Linked DNA regions of Mus musculus: region 2 is linked to region 1. The links are chromatin loops, found by intact Hi-C in ENCODE. Cell type or tissue: heart. All regions are shown on one strand.

The links. Peaks named below come from ENCODE experiments on the same cell type or tissue, not always from the same donor. Only the 100,000 strongest peaks of a DNase experiment are listed, where the experiment ranks them.
Region 2: it touches region 1 in a loop (9-fold over the local background); 14 of 42 quality-filtered maps call a loop at or near these places.

The regions. Positions count from the first base shown.
Region 1 is chr2:143,978,120-143,983,119 of GRCm38, reverse strand. The region is part of intron 2 of Rrbp1 (ribosome binding protein 1); the gene reads left to right. Among named protein-coding and RNA genes, the nearest start is that of Rrbp1, 31 kb to the left of the region's middle. In heart, CTCF peaks have their summits at 2,134 (motif pointing right) and 4,165; no DNase peak of the experiment used is centred here.
Region 2 is chr2:143,834,974-143,839,973 of GRCm38, reverse strand. The region is part of intron 5 of Bfsp1 (beaded filament structural protein 1, in lens-CP94); the gene reads left to right. Among named protein-coding and RNA genes, the nearest start is that of Bfsp1, 26 kb to the left of the region's middle. In heart, CTCF peaks have their summits at 1,162 and 2,585 (motif pointing left); DNase peaks (open chromatin) are centred at 1,113 and 2,483; H3K4me3 peaks cover 359 bases; H3K27ac peaks cover 274 bases.

The sequences.
Region 1 (5,000 bases):
TGTGGGAGGTATGGAGGCAGGCCTGGGCACGTTTCTGTAGGCCAGCTGGAGCTCTTTCAGAGGCTGATTGGGGCCATGCCATGGGTTTTACTGCTTGTCTGTGGCAGTGTGTGACAATGAACACATGATTCCTGCTCTTAAAAAAATGTATTATTACATAAACGTCTGTTTCCAGCAAACAATTTTTAAATAGTAGAGAAGTATGGGCAGGGTGGAACTCTAAAGTCTTTCTTGCTATTCTGTCCCTGTCACCAATCACTTCTGGGGGACCCTGGAGACACTGCTCTCACATGCAAGCTGTGGTAATACCCAGTTAGAAACTGCTTTTTGCTTTACAGTGTATTGGTGACATCTTTCCACATTGTGCTTGCAAAGCTGCCACAGTTGGCTGTATAACATTCTGTAGTGTGAATGTATTGTGATTTATTTAAATGACACTTAAGTAGTGTGCAGGCTTTTTTGGGTGTTAAAATTGATGTTGCAGTAATGTACATATATTGCTGTATGTCTCTTTAAAGTAAATTCTTAGGGCTGTAATTGCAAGTCAAAAGGTAGGTATATTTTTCATTTAGGAAGACTGCTCCCTTGATCTCCAAAAACAGTTGGTGATTTACAGAGGCCTGCTTGATTGTTTCAGAGCCAACCCCTGCTCATGTGGTTCTACCATTGAGCTGAGAAGGGTTTGTATTGCAAAGGAGTGTTACAAGCTCTCGTGTGGAAGGAGGAGGAAACACTGGCCTGTGAAGTAGAAAGCAGGGGTTCTTTACTGAGTGCTTAGGGACTGGGAATGAGTAGAATCCTTGAAGTGAACACTCCTCTGAACTAAAGTGTTTGGAGTACCACTGCTGCCTCAGTAGCTGTGCCCAGGATCCTTGAGGAAGCTCAGGGAGCGTGTGCATGTGTGGTGGTGGTTTTTAAAATCCGTCTTTATCCCTGGCTGCTCCGATTCCTTGGAATGGCCTCTTGGTGACGTGCTGTCAGGACATCTGCACTAGAAGTGGCTTTGGTTAGATCCTATGTGGGTCTGGATATGGGAATACACTATGTAGTTCCCTGGCCCGCAGGTAGCATGAGGTCTACAATGAGGCAGCTGTTAATCGGAGTGAGGCCTGTTTCTTGCTCAGAGGAAGAGGAGTTGAGACCCAGGTCTGATGAGGACTCTACCACAGAGCCCGTAACCTCTTTATTTAGTGAGACAGGGGCTCTGGTACTTTTATCATACTCTGTGGATAGCTTTTTGAAGAAAACCCTCTCCTTCCCCAGCTGGTAGGCTGGTATCATTCTGGGGCCAGGTGACCATGATGTCATGGCCAAGAGATTCCCACCACCCTCCAAAATGTAGAAAACAGAAAGAAGTAGGTTTTTTGTGAGTCTCTCATGGTCTATATGGGAGAACAGACCCACTGGGAGATAGGATTGTGGGTACTTTTTTTGTATCTTTCATTTACCCTTTTACATTTCTCTAGTTTTTCTATTTGTATTAGTATTAAAAAAAAAAACTGGAAAAGAAACAGAACTCCACTATGGAGCTCCAGTCTGTGTTCCTGGAGCCTGTCTGGCGGCGGAAACCTTGTTAGTCCTTTCGGGGAGTTAGAAGTTCTCAGGCCTCCCACAAGATGCCAGTGCCCACCCAGGCCCTGGCACCTGTTACCTGGTAAGTGCTTGTAAGCTGAGGTAAGATGAATGTCAAAGATGCTTCTGTGCCCTGAAGCTAGGGGTGACCTGTGGATGGATGCTGGTGGAGGTATCTGAGCTCCTGTGTGTGGCATTGCAGGACACCATTCTACTTACAGAGCGGGCAGATGTGTAGTAGGAAATGCAGTGTAAAAAGAGCTGTAACTTGACAGGGGCATGAGACAGAAGAGATAAAGAAGGGTTATCAGAGCTTCCAGGAAAACCTATTCAGGGTGTACAGAGCAGATCAGAGCTCTTTCTTTAAAACCATTGGCTGGGCTGCAGTTGCTCCCTTCCTCTTTCACCTTTCGCCTGTTCACCCGTCCTGGCAGCCATGCTGTGTAGCCAGGCTCTCTGTCCAGGTGCTTGGTGTTGCATTTCTTGCATTTATGCTGCTCACAGCCCAGTTCTACCTGCTTTACACAGCCAGAGCTTAGACTTGGCAGAAGTCATGTGGCCAGCAGATGGCAGTACAGGGCCGCCACGGCAGTCCTCCTCAGACCCCTTCCCATCCTCCAGACAGTTAACTCTTCACCCTTTTTTTCAGGCTGAAGCCACCAGGTGTGTACTCAAAACAAGCCTTGGTAACCTTTGTTCTTTGACGCTAACTGTGTGTCAGGGTTTGAATCTCTGAACAAAACCCTAGGTGCTTTGAGCACCTTTGTGTAAGAGTTCTTCAAAACCCAAGCCCCCATTTTCTTGCCCTCTTCCCACTTCTTCTCTGTCCCTCTGTCCCTTTCTACCTCCAAACAGAATGTAAATAGATCCCCCAGGGAAGCAAGTTCACTGTGAGCTGCTAGCTGGCATTCTTCTGGAAATCTCCATTTAGTGACTGCTGGCTGTGGCAGTGCTGGGTCTTCAGTTACTGTCCAGGCTTCTGTGGTCAAGCCCATGATAAAGCCATGGTCTTTCTCTGTGGGCTCTAACGAAAATCTTGACTGCTGCTGAAACTGTCTCGTTGGTCTTCAGCCCCTCTGCCTGAAAGCCCAAGCAGGGAGCTTGCTTTCCATAGTTGTCTTAATAACTGTTGTGATGTGTGCATTTTTTTCAGGTATAAAATTGTTTCTGTTGAAGTTTGGAGAAAAGAAAAATAAGTATAAAGAGGAAAATAGTCATTTAGTCTGTAGGGTACCATTTAATACACATATATTCCCAGTTTGGTTATAGAGTATTCTTTCCTCCATCCAAGGGGAAAGCCGTAATAAACTCTCCACAGCTTCTGTGCTTGCTGCCAGGGCACTGGAAACCCCACATGTGTCTGTGACCATTTAGGGCTCAGATGTAGCTGTTCGTCATTGGCTTGCATGCTCTGGGAAGGGCCACCTGATCTGGGAGTGAAGGCTCTACTTACCATGCTGCCCAGAGCCTGTCTTGGCTGTGGATGGAAGAGGGCAGGGTGTGTTCTAGTTCCTTTGAGAGCCTTGTACTTTCCTATAGATTTCTTGGTCACAGTTTATAAATGTCTGGTTGGGGAGAGGCTGTGGTGATGTTAGACAGTCCTTACCTTTGTTATTCCCAGGATCTTTGGTTGTAAATGTAGATGATCACATGGAACTGGGCTCCCAAGAGGCTTAGAGGCCTGGGTCCTGACTGTTCTAGAGCACAGCTCAGTTTGGCTGAGGTGGTTAAGGACAGGTCATGGAATCTGCTTAAGGTTGGGCTATGACTTCTTTCCTGTGGAGATGCTGTGCTTGGAACTCAGCACTGTCCCTGTCATTCGCTGTGAAGGTCCAGAGGAATGGTATTTGCGTTTGAGGGAAAGACCTTCAGAATGGGTTTTGGACAGTCCCTAAGACCATGAATGTCCTTGCCGTGAGTCCTCGTCAGTCCCCACCTGTGCTTCTGTCAGGACCCACTGTGAGGTGTCTTTGGTTATCATCTGGGATTCTCACACTTAGTCGCCTGGAGACTCGTAGGGTGGAGCACTGGCTCAGGCCCTTTCCTGAACTGTCTTCTTCAAGCCTTGTCCCTCCTGGCATCCCAAGCAAGATTCCCTTTAGTCACTGCACACTGTGGGGTAAAGCTGGCTCTCTGGGGCCTGTGAAATCTTGTACCTATTCCATTCTTACCTCCCTCTGCTCCTCTGGGAATCCAAAGTTCTGGATCCTGCAGACATTAGTGCCTTTCTAGGCTGCTCTCCTTCCTTCAGACCTCTTGCTGCCTCTTTACCCAGTACTGCCTGGTGAAGCACCTGTGCATCAGCCTCTGCTTCCATTGTATCTGCATTCTCTAGGCCCCAGCATGCTGCTTTGTTGCTTGACCGCTCTGTGCCTGCTGTGTTGCATATGTGGTCCTCTTTTCTACTTACCTCTCCAAGCCTAGCATTCTGCAGACTTCTCAGTGCATACACTGTTTAGAAGCAAGAAAATAAGCTGGGTCTGTCCTAGGCAGAGCTGTTTGGGAATCTATAGTAATACTCTCACCTCCATTTAGCCTCTAGCTGTCTGTAGGTACTCACAGGGCAAGTCCTGGAGTGAGCTGATGCGCTCCCTGCTGGTGGAGAAAGTAGGGCCTGGGCCTGGCAGGCATGTTCTGTAGCTGGACAGTGGAGGGGTAGCTGCTGCTGGAGCAGCGAGGTGCCAAGTCTCAGGTGCCCTTACGTTAACATCTTCTTATTGCTGCTGAGGCTGTTCATTGGGGAGTTGTTGGTTATGCAGCCAAAGAGCAATTTTCCTAAAGGAGCCCACAGTTGACAGAGAAGAGAGTTCTAAGTGCCTCTTTACAAGTTTCATTTCCTAGGTGGTACGGCATTTCTGTAGCAGACTGGTTGCATCATAGTTTTGAAGTCTGGACACTAAGCACACTACATTCACGCTTCTTGTTGGTGGAGGCACATCCTCTTCCTCAAGCTCTTGTGCCCCATGAGTAAGGACAGTCTGCCCTCTGAGCCCCTAAGTCAGCCTTGGCCTCAGAGAGGCCATTCTTAGATCCTCACCCTTGCCCTCCACTGTTGAGCTGGGACGGGTCGGGTTTGACTGTCCAACGAGTGGGTGTTAATGCTTGGGCCTCCAAAGTTGGCCCTGGAGAGTTAGTTTACAGTGCTTTCCCCTGTGTCTCATTCCAAGCACAAATTAAGTTAATCTTTGCAGCCAGACCGTGAGGGAGGAACCGTTGTTACTGACTTTACAGACAAGGAAACTGTGTCAGGTGGTGGTAAAGCCAGTTGTCCAAGGACATAGTCGAAAGGAGGGGCTAAGTTGGAAATTGGCGGTTTTTAGCTTAGGCTATTTGATAGTGTAGATGCTGTACTGAAAACCAAGGCCAGAGGTGACCCATAGACTGGCCTTGGCCAAGAGATATATTTGTTTAGCCTCTGTCTGCCTGTC
Region 2 (5,000 bases), 140 kb after region 1:
TCCCAGCAACCACATGGTGGCTCACAACCATCGGTAGTGGGATCTGATGCCCTCTTCTGGTGTGTCTGAAGATAGTGACAGTGTGTTCATATACGTACAGTAAATACATAAGTCTTTATAAAAAATTAGAAGAAAGCAACACAATGGCGCTGGGAATAAGAAGTAACAGAATGCATGGCAGTGAGAAGTATACAAAGTTTATCCTGGAAAACTTTTGTCTTAAATGTATCTGTATATTTTTGACTACACATGTATTTGCTCAAATGCACACATATGATGTGGCCTATGGTGTGAACTATGTCACTTCCTGTGGTCTGGGTGACAAAGTTGAAAAACACAGCCCTAGATACTAAAAAGATCAAGGCCCTAGCCTCACATGGAAAATTTTAGTTCTGCGGGGGGGGGGGAGGGGGGAGACTGTTTGTCTTTCTTTGTGTGCACACATATTTTTGATGGCTATAAAACCATGATATGTATAGGAAGTGTGTGATCTATTGATGTAGGGTACATGTGCCTGCATGTGGGATGTGTGTATTGTGCATGTGTGCATGGGACTGAGGAAGCAGGTGCAGGCCTGTTATGGTCCTGGAAACCCATGTTTTTCAAACTCTTAGTTATAGTTCATTGGGTGGGAAACAACAGGCTTGGCCTGGTTTCTGAGTACATGAGGTATAACTGTTGGGTCAGGTCCTGTTCTCAGCCTCTGACACTACTGAGACTTAGCAGTTTATCTCTGTGTCTAAGGTAGGGTCTCACTTTCTCCTCTAGGTTCCCTTCCCTGTCCCTAGATTTTATTAGTCTGGTGAAGTTTGTGGATCCTTTCTCATAAAATGTTGTTGAAGGCAAAAAAAATTATTCAAAGCAAGCCAATTCTATAAAGATAGTTATCCATATGTTATCCAGTGTCCTTGACTCGAGGGGTCATGTCTGGATGAATCTGCAGCAAGCTGAAGTAACCTGAGGTGCACATGGCTTTTATATGGCCCACTTATCTATTACACACCCCAACCTTACAGCACAGCACCCTGTCGAGTGTAGGGTGTGTCCTGGCTGATACAGTCATGGCTTGCTGCCACACCACTGCTATGCACGAAGGCAAAATGCAAACAGGAAGCATGGCCTCTACAGAAAGCACAGTGCTTCCACACTGTGGTCAAGTGGACCAGTGCACGTCCATGATGCTCTGCAGGGCATGTACAGTCGCTTGTCAGTATCCAAGGGGGATTAGTCTTCACAACCCCACAGGTACTGAAAATCACACTTGCTCAAGACTCCAAAGTGCTTAGTGCTTGTATGTGAACTATGAAGTTCTCCCATAGCCTTGAACTCAACCCCAACAACTTATAACATCCAGGATAGTGTGAGTGGGTATAAGTAGTTTTATTTTTTATTATTTAGGAAATGATGACAAACATGGTTATACACACACACACACACACACACACACACACACACACACACATATATATATATTTTTCAGCAGAGGCATAATTGGTTGATTGGGACTCTTAGGATCCAGAGAGGTGACTGTTCAGTAACAAAATACTGAACATAACAAAATTGGTCTAACAAAATAACAAAAATTGGTCTAATGAACCTCAGGTGTGCCACCTTCACGGGTTGTCACAGCCCATGTATGTGACGTGGCTCCTGCGTATTTTCTCATTTTCACACTGTTCTGTAAGTCAGGGAGTGGGGCAAGCAGGTTGGTCTCTCTGTTCTGGGTCTCCCAGGGTGGCATAAAGTGTGTGTGTGTGTGTGTGTGTAGTCCACCTGGGCCCCTGCTGGAGGATCTTATGGGAGAACTTGCTCACAGTGTCGGGTGTGTGGTTGGTACAAGTCAATTCCGACAGGCTATAGTGGGGAGGACCCTGTTTAGTCAAAGAGGTTGTGCATTCCTTGGCCCAAGGCTATTCCACGCCAGCGCTGTGTGTAAAGTCCTGGGTCTAACCCTCTGCCTCCAACTTCTCCTCTTAGCTGCTGCTGCTGCTTCTGCTTCTGCTTCTTCTTCTTCTTCTTCTTCTTCTTCTTCTTCTTCTTCTTCTTCTTCTTCTTCTTCTTCTTCCTCCTCCTCCTCCTCCTCTTCCTCCTCCTCCTCCTCCCCCTCCCCCTCCCCCTCCCCCTCCTCCTTCTCCTCCTCCTTGGCTTATGTGATTAGGATTAATTTAATTAATTTAAATAACTTACTTTGTGGTGCTGGTTAAGGTTTTCGATGCTTCCAGAATGTCTCCCGGTTAGGACCTTCAGGGTAAGTTCCCTGGCCCAGCAGCATCAGCAGCATCTGGGAACTTGTCAGAAGTGCAGATTCACGGGTACATCCAGACCAGCTGTGGCCTGGCAACTCCTGTCGTAACAAGTCCTCCAGGCGGCTCCACAGGCATTAGATCCATGCCTCTAAGAACAGAGCCCGAGATTGGAGCTGGGGGCCTCTCCTTCAAGTCAGCCAAACACAGGTGCCCAAGTCCCCTGGGGATTAATTTCTTCCAGGCGGACAAGGAATGACAGACAATTCAGTGTCTTGACAGGACCTGAAAACGGTTTTATTGATTGGCAAACAGGATGAGCCCTGACCTCTTTTTCATCAAGGTTCTTTACCGCCATCTAGTGGTGAGATTCAGCATCAGCGCTTGATCAGGGCACCATCCCTGAAGCAAAACAAAACACAGGACATTTACACCCCCCCCCCCTCTCTCTCTCTCTCTCTCTCTCTCTCTCTCTCTCTCTCTCTCTCTCTCTCTCTCGTGTGTGTTCACTCGTGCATATATGTGCATGCATGTGTGGAGTTCAGAAGACAACTCTCACAAGTCTATTCTTTTCCTTTTATTGTTTGGGCCCTGGGGCTCAGACTCAGGTTGTTAGGCTTGGTAACAAGAAACTTTACCCACAAAGCCAACATGCTGGATATATCATCATCATCGTCATCGTCATCATCATCATCGTCTTTACCTAAATTAACCCATTTATTGTCAGAGGTTTCAAATAGTGATGCTCCCATTGGTCTTTAGATCCTTCCGTCCTCTGATGGCTCACTTGACTGTGACAGAATTGTGGTGGGTCCAGGCCCTGACAGCCACTGTTCTTACACAGGGCCACATGCCTATGGCCCACATCTTTGCCTTAGTCTTGCCACAGGAGGGACAAGGATACTTAGTATGCTGCCTGATTTCAATTTTCTTCACCATTTTCTAGGTAGCGCTTCTCAACCTGTGGTTTACAACCCCCTTTGGCAGCTATTTTATCTCCAAAAATGTTTATATTATGATTTATAACAGTAGCAAAATGACAGTTGTCAAGCAGCAACAGAAATAATGTTATGGCTAGGGGGTCACCACAGTAGGAGGAACTGTATTGAAGGGCACAGCATTAGGAAGGCTGAGAAGCCCGGGAGGCAGGCACCATATTGGGTCCCACAGTTACTGACAGTTGTGACCTACTCGGTGCATTTAGCCATGGCACTGAGATTTAGGGATGATCCCGAGAGCCTCTTCCTCCTGTTACATAAAGGTCTTACGCCCAACAGCGTTCTGGTCTTAAGCGGACTGAGGCCGGACTTCACTGCACAGAAGGGCAGTTATCGGCTCCTGCAAAGACTCCTGCTGCCCTGCGCTGCTGTCTGAAGAGATAGAAAGAGACAGACCATCTATGCTCTAAGCAGAGAACATTCATCTCGCTCACAGTGTGAAGTGCACGCTTGCGCGTGGCTCCTGCCCTCCTCCCGCCTCTCTCTCCTGCTTTAGACACTCCCCTCCAGATAACCCTGGCTGCTCTTCCTTTCTTCTGGCTCCTAGGGTACCTGTCTTTTATGAATAATTTCTTTCTTGAACTCCCTTTCCTTATGCAGTGGCAGGAACAGGCCTTTGAGATGTGGCTGGTCATTCAGTGTCAATGGTTGAATCACCTGCCTGATTCTGTGTTTCATTCTCTGCTAACCGGTGCGGGCCGGATAGGGCTGGTGATGACTGGTAGTCCCCATCGCAGTGCAGAGATGTTGCACGTTTGGGGCTTCCCTTAGCCACACCCAAGCTTGCGAAAGTGAAGCTGGTTGTTTTTTCTTGAATATTTTTTTCTGATGCGTAGTTTATGTTTTTGAGCTATAAAAGCCACATTGGTGTAGACAGAAGTTTAGTTTCATAAACAGATCCATCTCCTTGGACAGTGAGGAAGATAGATGGGGTCTAAGGAGCCATGGAGTATTGGCTGCCTGTTAAAGGTTGGGCAGTGCCTGAGACACATGGCATGGATGACGTGCCTGAGGGCTTAGCCTTTAAAACACGGGCATCTTCCAAGAAACAACAGTCAGCAAGTCATAGATTACAAAATCCTCGTCTCTAACTTTGTTCTGTGATTCCCTTTGCTGTCCGACTTACAGTTTAGAAGCCTGAAACACTCCAGGAAATCTCTGCCTGTGGTCACATTGAGTCCCCTGTGCATTCTGTGAGCAGAGCTGGTGTGTCTGGCTGGGGATAGATGGCAGTGTAGTTTACCAGGGCCCTGGAGTGGATTCTATTCCCCACGATTCTCTGTCTCTGTCTGCCTCTGTCTCTGTCTCTCTTTGTCTCTGTCTCTGTCTCTTTCTGTACCTGATGCCCACTGCTCACTTCTACTCTGGGGGGAGGATAGGATGGGGAGGCCACAGTTTCAGGAAACGTCTTGCACTGTGCCCAGGTGGGTTTGCATCTTGCTGTGGTGTTGATGGGAAAGTCATTTCTTCTGTAGGCCTCGATCTCCTCATCTGTAGCAATGGGAACAATAGCAGCTTCTCCCTGACGAGGCAGTAGTGGGTTTGGTGAGTTGATCCATTACTAAGATGAGGACTTCCCTACAGACCAGGACTCCATACACAAAGAGGACGCAGGTTCTCGGCATGCCTCACTCTTTCTCCTACCCTTTATTGAGGAACATTTCAAGAACATACGGAAGGTGAATGAGAGTGCTCTCAAGCCTTGTGTCTCTGTCCCCTGGACCTGTGGCTCCACACATTCCCTCAGTGTCACAGTGAA